Regions from separate parts of the Homo sapiens genome. Here region 2 is linked to region 1. Evidence: chromatin loops called from intact Hi-C (ENCODE). Cell type or tissue: B cell. All regions are shown on one strand.

Region 1 (8,000 bases):
TGATGTGGTGATGACTGGCTCCTGCCCTGTACATAGCCCCTATTCTCATATAAGGCCCTGCCAGATATTTTATCTTCATCATAGGGTAGATCCACATCCATTTTAAGAGATCCTTAAAATCACTGCCACCTGTCTCAGAAATTCCAGCTAGTCAGAGGATTCAGAAATGATCCCTATTCTGACAATTAAGCCTGAGCTGATAACCACCAAAACACTGTTGGAACTAGGACAGATGTTGATGATACAGCCAGGACCCAGGAACTTTAGACTGGCTGGCTGGACAGGCTGGCCCTGATCATTATGTTGGTTCTGAAAATAACATGACTTTAATTTCATGTGACTGAATTTTTTAGACTTTGCTTACTATGTAATGGTAGAGTTTTACTACACCCAGTAACTAATCAATGCCATACAGTGCCCACCACGGCATAGCAGGTGGCAGATACAGCTACTCTCTCTGCTACCAGTCCCTCCTCAGAGAAGCACGGTGATTTATCACACAGGAAAAGCAGAGGGAAGCTAGTGTGGCTACTGCAGAGTACAGCTGTGGACAGAAAGGTTATTGGGAGAAAGAAAAAGGAGAAGGGAGGCCAAGGCGGGTGGATCACCAGAGGTTGGGAGTTCGAGATCGGCCTGACTAACATGGTGAAACCCCGTCTGTACTAAATATACAAAATTAGCTGGGCATGGTGGCGTGCCCCTGTAATCCCAGCTACTCAGGAGGCTGAGGCAGGAGAATCACTTGAACCTGGGAGGCAGAGGTTGCAGTGAGCCAGGATTGCACCACCGTACTCCAGCCTAGGCGACAGAGTGAGACTCAGTCTCCAAAAAAAGCAAAAAAAAAGAAAAGGGAGAAGGGGCCAGGCGCAGTGGCTCACACCTATAATACCAGCACTTTGGGAGGCAGAGGGGGGCGGATCATCTGAGCTCAGGAGTTCAAGACCAGCCTGGCCAACATGGTGAAACCCAGTCTCTACTAAAAATACAAAAATTAGCTGGGTGTGGTGGCACACACCTGTAATCCCAGCTACCGGGGAGGCTGTGGCAGAAGAATCACTTGAACCCAGAAGGCAGAGGTTGCAGTGAGCAGAGATCGCGCCACTGCACTCCAGCCTGGGCGACAGAGCAAGACTCTAGTCTCAAAAAAAAAAAAAAAAGAAAGAAAGGAAAAGGGAGAAGGTAGTCACCTAAGTAATAAACTATTTCAATAGACAAAAACCTTTTGGCTATTTGTTACTAAGCATTAATGTGACATCTATTATACCTTAATTATTCCATATCAATTCTTTTTACAGTTTTGAATCATCTGCAGAAAAAGGTACTCCTATTTTAAATTTTCACTAGTTTTGTTTAACTGTGCTGGGAGGTAATTCATTATCCACTTCCCCTTATTCCCTAGGATATTAATAACTGATGTATTAGAGTGTATAGGAGATACTCTTATTTTAAATTTTCCCTAGTTTCATTTAACTGTGCGGGGAGGTAATTTATTATCCACTTCCCCTTATTCCTTAGGATATTAATAACTGATTTATTAGAGTGTATAGGAAAGACAGAAGAGTGTATAGGAGAGACAGAAGAGTGTACAGGAAAGACAGAAGAGAAAAAAGAAACATCAGCAGATAACTGACACAGGCTTAAATGCGTAACAAGAATCTGAAAACAGGTTCACAGATATGGTAGAGGCAGACACGCTTGTGTCTCATTTCTCTCTGTACCCATGCATTAAAAATTTTGAATACTTTGAGGCTGGGAGCAGTGGCTCACGAAACCTGTAATCCCAGCACTTTGGGAAGCCAAGGCGGCCTCACTTGAGGTCAGGAGTTCAAGACCAGCCTGGTCAACATAGCGAAACACTGTCCCTAGTAAAAATACAAAAATTAGCCAGGTGTAGTGGTACACACCTGTAATCCCAGCTACTTGGGCAGCTGAGGCACGAGAATCGCTTCAACCTGTGAGGCAGAGGTTACAGTGAACTGAGATCATACCACTGCACTCCAGCCTGGGTGAGAGAGCGAGACTCTGTCTCAAGAAAAAATAATAACAAAAAAATTAATACTTTCCATTTTTAAAGATGCTATAAGTAATATACAAAATCTCTTCATAAAGCAATAGAGTCCAGCTACATATTTTTTAAAGTAAAGAAATACCGTTGATGTTCCCATTGCAGCAGAAGTGAAATATTTTGGTTTATATGCTGTTAAATTCACTTCTGAGGCTACATCCTTAGGCTCATCATCAAAAGTAATATCATCTGGTATAAACCTAAGAAGTAAAGAAAAAAAATTTATTTAAAATACGCTGCAGTGATAACCACAGTTTAGATTCTCATCTAATTAGTTGTAGTTTATACATACACAAACTTTCTAAAAGACACACGTTTAAGAGACAATGTTAGACATAACCTTTGTATATTTCTGAATGAATTCATCTTTGTATAAATTTCTGAAATTCATAAGCTATAACTCTGTAATTCCACTAAATTTAAAAGAATGCTGTATAGATAGAAATCGTGCATTAGGAGTCAGTTAATGAGTCAGGTGCAAGCACATGTGGGTCCCTCACGTTTCAAAAAGATCCAGACTTCTGATAGTGCAGTCATTGACTACATGATTTTGTTGTTGTTTTTACAGAGAGGGTCTTGCTCCATCACCCAGGTTGGAGGTCCATGGCATAATCATGGCTCACTGAAGTCTCAACGGCCTGGGCTCAAGCGATCCTCTACAGGTGTGCGCCAACATGCCTGGCTAATTTTTACTTTTAAAATTTTTTGTAGAGACAGGGTCTCACTATGTTGCCCAGGCTGGTCTTGAACTCCTGGGTTCAAGCGATCTTCCTGCCTAGGCCTCCCAAAGTGCTGGGATTATAGGCGTGAGCTACTATGCCCAGCTGGCTATATTGTATTTTGAAGATCAAATATAATTATTAATGGGTAAGCATTGTGAATACAAAGTATCATATACATGAGGTGTCACTGAAAACAAGGGAAAGCTTAAGGTTGAGTCTTACAATTTCCTAATTGTACATTTAGCCATTTACATTTAGAGCAGTGTTGTCCAACAGAACTTTCTGTGACAAGGGCAATGTTCTATATCTGCTCTGTCCAAAATGGAACAATTATTTGAAATATGACTACGCAACTGACTTATAAATTTTAACTAAAATAACCAAATATGACTAGTGGCTACTATACTGGATAGCATGGATCTAGAGATAACAATCTGTTTTCAAATTCCTCTGCCCCTTCCTCCATGCATTTTTAAAAGTTAACTTCATCTGGTTCCTAGCTCTAAAAGCAGTTGCAAGGAAATATTATTGTGTAAGGTACACCATCTTAAAAACAGAGCCAATATGTCTGAAAGGACAAAGATGTGGGGATGATTCATACATAATACTTTAGCACTGTCTTGTTTGTTTTCTTTCTTAGGAGTGATGTTCCATGGGATAGAGTTAACCGAAAAGCAAAAAAATCATTTTAGAATATAAAACAGAGATCACTACCAGTTCAAATATTTTACTTCTTATAATCATGTTGTACTAAAAGATTAAATTGGTAATACATACACTGGATTACCTTAGATCTATGAAAGAACAACTACTTTCAAATTCCAGGCCATCACAATCCTCATAAATTTTACTAGCTGTTTCCGGAGAATCACAGTCTACTACTGCATAATAGTACTTCAGTCGTTTGAATTGATAATCTCTCAATTTTTCTCTAGACGTCCTAAAGTGGGAAAAACTTATTAAGCATACTTATACAGAAACACAAAAATTTCCCTTTAAAAAATAAATGTAATTCTTTCAAGAAAAACATATTACAAGCTGGCCTTCATACCAAACCATCTTTCCTTCATGACTTTGCCTTTATAAACATTAAATACTTAAGCTCAACTTATTATTCTCACAAGGTACAGATATTTGGATTGGAATTTGGTATCTAGGAAAGGAGTGTGTGGGAATTCGTGTGTTTATCTATAATTTAACTCACAGAATAGTTACTTTGCTATTACACACTGCCTTCTCAAGTAAAACCAATAAAGATAATTCTATTATAAAATATGCTAGAAAACCATTAGCTAAAAGACATTCCTGATCTTGCAAAATGTTTGCTTAAGAGTCTATAAGTTTGATTTTGCTTAACTACAACACATTCTTTTTTTTTTTTTTTTTTTTAAGGTTCCACACAAAGCACTGATACAACTCTTTCTTTGAAGGTCTTCATCTGCTCTCTCCTGTCACTAATCTATTTAACCCTCATTTTTATTAAGTGCAAATATAGCTCCACCTAGTGGCTTAAAAACTATCTTAAATTATTTTCTATATTGCACCATGATGATAAAAAAAAAAGTTTTATCATTCTTTCACTTTTCTATTTGATTCTCAAATAAGAAAAAATTATATAATTTGAAGGCAAACAGAGCTTCAATGATGTCTCAAAAAAAAAAGCAAAACGTACTAATTCAGAGCAACGAGGCTGAAAGAATTCAAAAGAACTCCAAATCAGTTTAATCATGAAATGTTTTTCAAAAACTGCAATAATTACTTTCATGAATACAGAAATAGAAATATACACGAACAAAAATCTTCTTGGAATAATGTACCACTTTTAACAGACTTTAAATCTGTTTTGCAACCTGTTTTAACCACGAATGGCACAAGTATAAACTTTAGTTTTAACTATTAAGGTGACCAGAATTCTGAACTAATGACATGAATTTATGAGGTTTAGTTTTATGTTCTATAGTGATTTAATACCAGTCTTTTTCTGGGGCATCTTCAGGAATACTTAATAGCTCTACTGGTCCTTGAACTTGCTCTTCCTTCATCCTCTCCTTTCCAAATTCTGAAGGATATATCTAAACAGAAAAAAATAGGATCAATGTAATTTGTACATTCCTTTACACAAATATCTAGACCTGTCGAAGTCAGGAACTCTAAAAGTCACAACTTGACTCAATGAAAACAGTAAGGGTGACTCACTTCCAAATCCACTATAGGAAGCTAGAGCATCTTGAGAAATTTTATTTAAAAATAGATCACTTTGGCTAGAGACTAACAAGATACGAGGCTTGGAAACAAAAATAAGAGTATCTCCTCCACATACCACCTGGGACAAGATGGTTCCGAGATCCAAACGAAAAATTAAAAGCAAAACAAGATGCTAAGCTCAAGGAAATGTGAATAAAAACACACACATGAAAAATGACTGAATTAGTTTACATGAAATACAGAAAAATAAACATATAATGAAGATCAATTTTGTAATAACCAACTTATCTCTGTCATACCATTTATCCAGTGCTTTCTTTTAAAGAAATAGAACAGAACTGACGACAACCTTATACAGATTAGGTATAGTCTCGATATAAGAAAAAGAATTCACTCTCACCAGGTGTGGTATCTTCTAAAATCTTGCCTACTTTAAGAGTCAAGAAATAATTGTATTAATGACATTGTTTTGATACTACTAGGCTTAATATACATTTGTTAATGAACACATGCTTTTTTAAACTGTCTGAAATATGCAATTTATCAACAAGATGATCCAAGTTTTTCTTACTAACTTGAATAGTATATACACAATAGGTTTAATATGTAAGTTTATAATATATATGTAGTCACATCTTTTGATTCTTTTTTTTCCTCTTTTCTAAGTCTAGAAATTCTCACTATTGCCTAAAACACAGGGTTTTTAAATTGTTTCTTTGGCTTGACTTTTAATTTTTTTTTCCTTTGCTTCATCTAGAATTTCGCTGGAGCTATTAGGAGGTGAAGATCTGAACCAAGTTCTCTATCCAATGACCTGTTCATTTGTCCAAATATTCAAGCAGCCTATTTTGATCTAAGTTATCATATGAACTCTTTCTATCTATTCTGTTCTACCAATTTGTCCCATTTTTACCCAAACCTGTCAACCCCCATAGCATCATGAAATGTTTAGATATTGTAACTTGTAGGGTGAGTTTTTACACTTGATCTTAGCCAAAAGGCCGAGAAGCGACAGGGTGAGTTTTTATATTAGCATGATTTCTCAAAAGTTTATTAGCTAGTCTAGGCCAGGCGCGGTGGCTCACACCTGTAATCCCAGCACTTTGGGAGGCCGAGGCGGGCGGATCATGAGGTCAGGAGATCGAGACCATCCTGGCTAACACAGTGAAAACCCGTCTCTACTAAAAATACAAAAAATTAGCCGGGCGTGGTGGTGGGCGCCTGTAGTCCCAGCTACTCAGGAGGCTGAGGCAGGAGAATGGCGTGAACCCGGGAGGCGGAGCTTGCAGTGAGCCGAGATTGCGCCACTGCACTCCAGCCTGGGCGACAGAGCGAGACTCCATCTCAAAAAAAAAAAAATAGTTTATTAGCTACTCTTAATTTGTTTATTCTTTTAGATGATTATTGGTATCCTTTTTCTTAACTTTGACTTGAACTGGGATTTTGATCAAAATTACCCTAGAACAGTAGACATAACATCTTTAAATATTTAAACAGAATAATACAGGTTGAGCATCCCAAATCCCAAATCCAAAATTCCAAACTTTTTGACTGTCAACGTGAGGTTCAAAGGAAACGCTCATTGGCGCATTTCAGATTTTGGAATTGCGATGCTCATCCAGTAAGTATATATAATGCAATTTTATTTCAAAATCTGAAATTCTAAACACTTCTGATCCCAAGCATTTTGGATAAGGGAGACTCAATCTCTAATAATGATTGAGGGCAGGGCTATTTCAGGCACTGCACTAAATACTTAGTTCAAGCTCCTTTATACTTAATCCTTACAATCACCAATACTATTGTTATATCCATTTGGATATATTGGAAAGATGTAAACATACTTGAGAGATTAATTAAGTGTCCAGGATCACATAACACTTACGAGAATCAAGATTTGAACCCAGGTCTGCAATAATGCAAAGCCTGGATTCTTAATTATTAGGTTGGCTTGAAATATGGTATCCTCAAAATTTATGTAAGTTTTTCAAATTTATCAAGTGTTACAGTTTACTTCACATAGGTCATTTGTGTTTATTAAGGTAATTTCCAAGAACTTTATGTGGTTTTGTTTCTAGTATAATTAGATTTTTTCCTTAATTGGCCAGTGTTAGCAATAAGGAATGCAATTTATTGTTAAAAACACTTCTTATATGCTGTCCCTTTACTGAGCTTTTATTTCTTTGGATTTTTAATGTGTAAACAATCATATAACCTATCAATAATAATAATTTCACCTCTTCCTTTCTAACATTTATACCTGTTACATAAGTTTCACACTCAATTGGATTGGACAACTTCCACAGTATTTTCCTAAAAAGGAAAACTATGGCCAAAAAAAAAAAAAAAAATCAGATTTAACTTAAAATGCCTAGAAATATTTATTTCAAAATGAAATCAATTCTCACCTTGACGGAAAATATTACACCTCCTTTGGGTTTAAATGAATTGAACAGAGCCAGCAAATCTTTTGCCTTTAATCTATCCCAGTCCATGTTACAAACTGCTAATCGACGTGTAATCTGAGAAATGAGAAGAATTAAATAGTACATAATCCATATCATTCTCAATACTTGAAAAATAAAGATTCTAAAAATGTAATGCCTTCTGTCCCCTATGCTCTGAAATTAATAGTACAGGAGTTATCTAAGCGTAATTCAGTATATAAAAGAGAACTTCAAATGAGCCAAACAATAGTAAAACCATAACAGGTAAGTACTTTCTCTTACTTGGTTCTTAATTCTTAAATCAGAACATGATCATGAGCTGATTTTTTAACCACCAAGTTTGTTCAGCTATTTTGCCATGCATGCATGAGTAAGGAAGTTGAGTATGTTACCCTGCAACATTTCTTTTGGGTGCCGTACAAACAGAAATACAAACTACTAGCTAAAACAAGTATTAAAAATTTCATGCAACTTTTAATTATTTATGTAGAGCCTCTTCTTATCTGCTTGGACGTCTTCTAGTTCATATAATTATATTCCATATCAAATTTTAATCAGAAT
Region 2 (8,000 bases), 800 kb before region 1:
ATTCTCACCATTATTTCTATTTCCCCTCTTTAAGAACATGTGGGTATATCTGGATCCCATTCATGTCATATGTGAACTAAGGATAGCTTGAGGACATTCAGTGTCAAGCCCTCTCGTCTTATGCCTTTATCACTGTGACATTTTCTCCTCCCAGGATCCCAAATGCGAAATAGGTCTTGAAAGGGATATCAGACACATGTCTGACCATGCGTCTCACCATTACATCAGTCTTTGGCCACTGTAGGAGCACCATTGCCCATCGCCATATTAAAAGTGGCCACCTGCAGAGTCTTCCTTCCTTAGAGTCTATGCAGAAGCCCAAGAAACAGGCTGCAGCCCCAGTAATCTGGGGCTACTCTATACCTCTCTGGATGAACTTAACCTGCCACATTCCTGGGGGTAAGAACTTCAAGAACTGACATGTTCACTCCCTCCAATATCTGCCTTCCTTCCTTTTCTGACTTTGGATATGTAAAGTGATGATCTTCAGGCTTGGCTCTCATCTTTATTGTATTATAGCCTATCCTATCCCACTGAGCTTTTCTTTCTTCCACTGCATATCCAACCACTCCTCTCTTAGTGGTCCTAGACAGGAGGGGTCTTCTTTGCTGTAGAAGAAAGCCTGTGATCTCAGCCTGTAGGTGCAACTCTTAGTCTGCTCAATGGGGCCTACAGGAACCTTAGAAAATCTTTTCTCTCATAATAGAGGCTGACTCTCAAGGTTCTTATTAAACAACAACAATTTTGCAAGTCATGTTGTTCTCTTTGGATTTCTGCTATAGCAATTCTAATGTCTCTTCATCCTCCCATCCCCTACTCTCCACTTCACCAATCTTCCCAAGGCAATGGATGCTTCAGGCTGACTATGGAGAAGGCAATATAGTTAAAAACAGAAAAGAGAAAAATGTGTCAATATGTCTCAAAATATTAATCCCAACATACACAAATAAAGTAGTAAGTTGCATGAAGAGTAATTTTAGCATTTCACCCAATATTCCTGCATTTATGCAGAACCATGCATTGTAACTAAAGAACTCTAATTTACTAGCTTCGGAAGCATTGAGTTAAGAAGATTTTTTTAAAAAGTCAGCAGACATTCATGTTTATATGATCCTTTATTGTTTAAAGATGTTTTCACATAAATGATCTCATTTGATCCTCACAAAATGAAGTAAGTTTTGCTGTCTTCATTTGGAGGCTGACAAAGGCTAAACTATTTGCCACCAGTGTATAGTGATACAGTGAGATCAAAAAATAATCTTTCATTTTGAAACATACCTTTCATGTAAGTCTGAAAGTAAAAACTGAAACTAGGAGTTTGAGCTAGACTCGCGGCTTTGAGAAGAACCTTCTTTGTGAACCACTTTCATCATGAGATGTAAATCAAATAGGAGCCCATTATCCTTTGGGAAACTCTGAATATTGTCAAAAATCTCTAAATTCAAATGCATCAGAATGTTCTTAAAATGCGTACGGCATGGTTGTGGATGGTGCATCCTTGCAGAGGTTAATAAAAAGTGCAAAGTGATGTTTTCCTTCCTCTGGCAATAACCAGAGGCAGGACTTGGGGCTCTTTCACTCTGGAGAACATTAAAAACTTGGACTCTTTTCGGGACACAAATGTGAAAACCAGCAGGTTTTCAGTGTTCTAGCAGCTGTGCCCAAAGAGAAATCAGAGATAAATGGCAGCTGAGGAATTCTTTTAACAAGGAGAAGCTGGGATTGTATCTGTGAGCTTCTGTTTTGCACATTGTACTTACATTCCTTACGTTATTTTCAAGTACCAGCAGTGTCTAATTCATAGCCATTTTGGAACTGAGCTTAAAGGAATCTTCTTATCCACATTCTTTGGCAAAACAGACCAGAGAGAATAATTGTAGGAGATTGGTCAGGGTGGTGGGAGAAACTGTAGGAAAAACGCAAACCTTCTTGGAAGGCCATGGGGGTTTTGCAAAGCTTCGGGGAAGAATGAGCAGTTCTTACCCTGGGGCAAAGGGCGAGAAGTAGGTACAAAGGAATGCAGGGGAGTTTATCAGAATAGGTTGTTTACTCATATCTCCAGAAACCGGGCCTTTAATCATCCACGCAATTACCCACAAGTGTATTGACTCAAGGCCTTTGTCATTAAATCTACACTGAATAAATGCCCGCAGTGCCAGCTGGTCAGGGCCACAGCTGCTGACTCTTTACAGTACCCTCTTTGGGGTCTGTGGGTGGCCCTGGTCTCCTAGCCCACTCTTTCACTAGATACCTGTGTCTGAGTGCATTTGTTCATCTGTCATTCAGCCAGGGTCTGTGGGTCAGACCTGGCAAATAATTATGGTGTGAAGAAGGGGTCAGAAGGCCCAGGAGCAGTGGCTCACACCTGTAATCCCAGCATTTTGGGAGGCCAAAGTGGGCAGATCACTTGAGGCCAGGAGTTCGAGACCAGCCTGGCCAACATGGTGAAACCCTGTCTCTACTAAAAATACAAAAATTAGCTGGTGAGGTGGTGCATGCCTGTAACCCCAGCTACTCAGGAGGCTGAGGCAGGAGAATTTCTTGAACCTGGGAGGCAGAGTGAGCCAAGATCATACCACTACACTCCAGCCTGGGTGATGGGAATCTATCTCAAAAAAAAAAAAAAAAAAAAAAAGGAGGGGTCACAGACCTGAAGAAGGAGATAGATGGCGCCTCAGTCTGGAGCATGATGTGTTGAGGGCACAGATGGGCACATGGAACATTCCAGCACTCCTCAGGGTTCTCAGAATACCTGCTGACATCACAGAGGGGTCAGCTTGTAGACCACTGGACAGCAAAGGAAAGGGGACCTCTCATGCTGGAAATGGATTGGAAGCAGAATAAGTCGTTTTTTCAGTAATTGTCTAGGCCATGTGTATTAGCCAAAAATAAATTTAAATCTGTAGTTAAATATTCTGTTTCTCACAGATATCCTTTAAAATACATTAAAGGATAGCATCATATTGTCCAAAATAATAAGTGGGTTTTGATGTCTTTTTCTCTGTTCGCAGGCCACCTCTCTTTGCCAGTCTTGACAAATAATTTCTTAGTGAAGCACCTATTTCAGGCTGAGCCACAAGATGTCAGCCTAAGCTTAGTCATTTTGAATTTTCCTGGCCCTTGAAACAACTACATTTTTTCACTTTTATGACCAAGAAAAAGTCTGAGAAGCTCACGACCCCTCAGGATTAGGTACAGAGACCACAGCAGCTGCTTGCCCTGGGAGCTCTTCATGCCTGTTCTCAGCCATCTTCAGTGAAGATTTCACAGGATAACCCAAACTGGCTCCTTTCTGTGACACCACCCAGGGAACTGCATTCCAAGTGTGGGTGTACACGGATCTCCACCATTGGTCCTTGCTCTCTCTCCTGTCCCATCCTTTCTCCCCTTCCTCAGTTATGCTCTGGGGCAGGTGAGTAATCCTGCATGCCTTCGGAGATGTCCATTTGGGAATGAGATCCTACCTTTCCTTTTCCCAGGCACCCCCAGCCTTATGAGGGATTCCCATCACGTGGCTTTAGAGATGAGAAGGCATCTTTGCCATGAACTCTTGCTTCATCAGGTTGAAACTCACTCTTCCTGTGAACCCCCCACTTCTCTCTATTCTTTCACATGCTGGGAAGGGGACTGCAGAGACCTTTAGGGATAGTACAGAGGATGTGTCTCCTCGTGGCCAGCCCAGGGCAGGGACTGGACCCAGTGGTTTGCAGCCCTTTTTAGAAGGTTGGCATTTAACTCACTTTGTCCTTAGGTTTGGTTCATTGTCATCAAGATGGAGCGATGATGAATGTCCTCCTCAACATCTTTTACATTTTACACTGATAACAGTTATTAGAAAGAACAAAGTTGGACTTGTGGATCAGTGTGCAGTACTAGAGAAAAGAGGAAAACTCTAACCTATTTTGAGTACTTACTTTTTTTCATCTAATTGTCACAAGACAGTGAAGTTGCTATCACCTTCACTTGATAAATGAGGAAAATTTGAGCTCAGAAAGTATTCAGAAACTCGTTCAGGGTCTTAGAATGAATGAGTGAGACAGAAACACAAGTCTGTCTGATTCTAGAGTCCTGTTTTTTTCTTTCATTCTTTCCTTTTGAAAAAATTCCCTTTACTACTTCTGCATTTGATACAAAGTGGTATCTGGTAAATGGGCCTGAAAACTTTCTAAATAACTAGTTTTAAATAATCTCTGTGGAAATTTATACAAACAAAAAACTTCCTTGAAAAAGTATAAACTCCCTCTTCCAGTAGGCTACGACAGACTCTCAAATCATCCGCTTCAATCATTTAGAGCTGCCATGTGCCTTTGGCCTCCTGGTTAAAACTACATAGTCAGAATTGGAAATACAGGTAGCTATTAGTAGGAACAAAGACAGTGAATGTCCAGGACAGAACTGAGCTGCATTTCTAGGTTTGAATGGAACCAGTAATAAAAGTCCAAAATAAATGATCACCTCCACCATTCACTCTTCTATGATGGGTGTAATGTATTATTTTTTCTTTTTTAAAAAAAATTTTATTTTAGGTTCAGGGGTACATGTGCATGTCTGTTATATAGGTAAACTTGTGTCATGGGGGTTTATTGTACAGGTTATTTCTTAGCCCAGGTACTAAACCTAGTACCCAATAGTTATATTTTTCTGCTCCTCTCCCTCCTCCAACCCTTCACCCTCAGGTAGGCCCCAGTGTCTATTTTTCCCCTCTTTGTGTCAATGTGTTCTCATCATTTAGCTCCCTCTTTTACATGAGAACATGCAGAATTTGGTTTTCTATTCCTGTTAGTTTGCTAAGGATAATGGCCTCCAGCTCCATCTATGTTCCTGTGAAAGACATGGTCTCATTCTCTTTATGGCTGCATCATATTCCATGGTGTATACATACCACATTTTCTTTATCCAGTCTATCATTGAAGGGTATTTAAGTTGATTCAATATCTTGGCTATTGTGAATACTGCTGCAGTGAAATATGCATGCATGTGTCTTTATAATGGAACAATTTATATTCCTCTGGGTATATACCCAATAATGAGATTGCTTGGCCGAATAGTGGTTCTGGTTTTAGCCCTTTGAGGAATTGCCACACTGCTTTCCACAATGGTTGGACCAATTTACACTTCCACCAACAGTGTGTAAGCATTTCCTTTTCTCTGCAACCTCCTCAGCATCTGTTATTTTTTGACTTTTTAATAATAGCCATTTTGCCTAGTGTGAGATGGTATCTCACTGTGGTTTTTTTTCTTTACTTCAATAGGTTTTTGGGGGACAAGTAGTGTTTGGTTACATAACTAAGTTTCTTTAGTGGTGATTTCTGAGATTTTGGTGCATCCATTACCCGAGCAGTGTACACTGTATCCAATGTGTAGTCTTTTATCCCTCACCCCCTCCCACCTTGTCCCCCAAGTCCCCAAAGTCTGTTGTATCATTCTTACGTGTTTGCAACCTCATAGCTTAGCTTCCACTTATGATTGAGAATATCTGATGTTTGGTTTTCCATTCCTGAGTTACTGCACTTAAAATAATGGTTTCCAGTTTCATCCAGGTTGCTGTGAATGCCATTATTTTGTTCAATTTTATGTCTGAGTAGTATTCCATGGTATATAGATAGGTACAGATATAGACATATCACAATTTCTTTATCCAATCATTGATTGATGGGCATTTGGGCTGGTTTTACATTTTTGCAATTGGGAATTGTGCTGCTATAAACATGCATGAGCAAATATCTTTTTCATATAATGACTCATTTTCCTTTGTGTAGATACCCTGTAGTGGGATTGCTGGTTCAAATGGTAACTCTGCTTTTTAGTTCTTTAAGGAATATTTACACTGTTTTCCATAGTGTTTGTACTAGTTTACATTCCCATCAGCAGTGTAAAAGTGTTCCTTTTTCACCACATTCCCTCCAACATCTATTATTTTTTGATTTTTTTATTATGGCCATTCTTGCAGGAATAAGGTGATATCGCATTGTGGTTTTGATTTGCATTTCCCTGATCATTAGTGATATTGAGCATTTTTCATATGTTTGTTGGGCACTTGCATATCTTCTTCTGAGAATTATCTATTCATGTCCTTAGCCCACTTTTTGATGGGATTGTTTGTTTTATTCTTGCTTATTTGTTTGAGTCCCTTGTAGATTCTGGATATTAGTCCTTTGTGGGATGTATAGATTGGGAAGATCTTCTCACATTCTGTGGGTTGTCTGTTTACTCTGCTGATTGTTTCTTTTGTTGTGCAGAAGTTTTTTAGTTCAATTAAGTCCAACTATTTATCTTTGTTTTTGTTGCATTTGCTTTGGGGTTCTTGGTCATGAAGTCTTTGAATAAGCCAATGTCCAGAAGGGTGTTTCCAATGTTATCTTCTAGAATTTTTATGGTTTAAGGTCTTAGATTTAAGTCTTTCATCCATCTTGAGTTGATCTTTATATCCCATGAGAGATGAGGATCCAGTTTCATTCTTCTACATGTGGCTTGTCAAGTATCTCAGTACCATTCGTTGACTAGGGTGTCCTTCCCCTACTTCATGTTTATATTTGCTTTGTCAAAGATGAGTTGGTTGTAAGTATTTGCCTTTATTTCTGGGTTATCTATTATGTTTCATTGGTCTATGTGCCTATTATACCAGTACCATGCTGTTTTGGTGACTATGGTCTTACAGTATAGTTTGAAGTCAGGTAATGTGATGACTCCAGATTTGTTCTTTTTGCTTAGTCTTGCTTTGGCTATGCAGGCTCCTTTTTGGTGCCATGTGAATTTTAGAATTTTTTTTTCCTAGTTCTGTGAAGAATGATGGTGGTATTTTGATGGGAATTGCATTGAATTTATAGATTGCTACTGGCAATATGGTCATTTTCACAATATTGATTCTATTCATCCATGACCATGGGATATATTTCCATTTGTTTGTGTTATCTAAAATTTCTTTCAAAAGTATGTTGTAGTTTTCCTTGTAGAGGTCTTTCACCTCCTTGGTTAGGTATATTCCTAAGTATTTTTTTTCTGCAGCTATTGTAAAGGGGGTTGAGTTATTGATTTGATTCTCAGCTTGGTCGCTGTCAGTGTATAGAAGAGCTACTGATTTATGTACATTAATTTTGTATCATGAAGCCTGCTGAATTAATTTATCAGTTCTAGGGGCTTTTGGAAGGAGCCTTTAGGGTTTTCTAGGTATATGATCATATCATCAGCAAACAGTGACAGTTTGATTTCCTCTTTACTGGTTGGATGCCCTTTCTTTCTCTTGTCTGATTGCTCTTGCTAGGACTTCCAGTAATATGTTGAATTGAAGCGGTGAGAGTGGGCATCCTTGTCTTGTCCGAGTTCTCAGGGGGTATGCTTTCAACTTTTCCCCATTCAGTATTATGTTGGCTGTGAGTCTGTCATAGATGGCTTTTATTACATTAAGGTATGCCCCTTCTATGCCGATTTTGCTGAGGGTTTTAATCATAGAGCAATGCTGGATTTTCTCAAATGCTTTTGCTGTGTCTATTGAGATGATCTTGTGATTTTAGTTTTTAATTCTGTTTATGTGGTATATCACATTTATTGGCTGTGTATGTTGAACATCTCTGCATCCCGGGTATGAAACCCACTTGATCATGGTGGATTATCTTTTTGGATATGCTGTTGGAGTCGGTTAGCTATTATTTTGTTAAGGATTCTTGCATCTGTACTCAACAGGTATATTAGTCTGTAGTTTTCTTTTTTTGTTATGTTCTTTCAGTATAATGTATTTTTTGAAGGAAAACATGAATAAACCAATGTTGTATCTACTGAAGTCATTATTGGTGCTCTCTCTCACTTGCAACCTGCCTTCACCTAAGGTCATACGAAGCTTCTAGGGTTCCCTCCTCAGTTTCCTCCTTCTAGGGTTCCCTATCAGATTCAGATTCACCACTTTTTTTGTACCAAACTTATTTTAATGTTCCCTACAATGTTGAAATAAAATTCATAGATCACATGACCTATCTAGACACAAAATCTTTAAAACCATCAATATA

The links. Peaks named below come from ENCODE experiments on the same cell type or tissue, not always from the same donor. Only the 100,000 strongest peaks of a DNase experiment are listed, where the experiment ranks them.
Region 2: a loop joins it to region 1, with 22 times the contacts of the local background. A loop is called at or near these places in 9 of 110 quality-filtered maps.

What each region holds. Positions count from the first base shown.
Region 1 is chr20:13,767,757-13,775,756 of GRCh38, forward strand. It overlaps ESF1 (ESF1 nucleolar pre-rRNA processing protein), which reads right to left. Exons shown (of 14, transcript NM_001276380.2): 4 at 7,401-7,514; 5 at 4,759-4,859; 6 at 3,575-3,727; 7 at 2,151-2,265. Among named protein-coding and RNA genes, the nearest start is that of ESF1, 13 kb to the right of the region's middle. In B cell, CTCF peaks have their summits at 4,315 (motif pointing left) and 4,515; a DNase peak (open chromatin) is centred at 4,255; H3K27ac peaks cover 339 bases.
Region 2 is chr20:12,967,386-12,975,385 of GRCh38, forward strand. No RefSeq gene overlaps it. Among named protein-coding and RNA genes, the nearest start is that of LINC01722, 19 kb to the left of the region's middle. In B cell, a CTCF peak has its summit at 3,098 (motif pointing right); no DNase peak of the experiment used is centred here.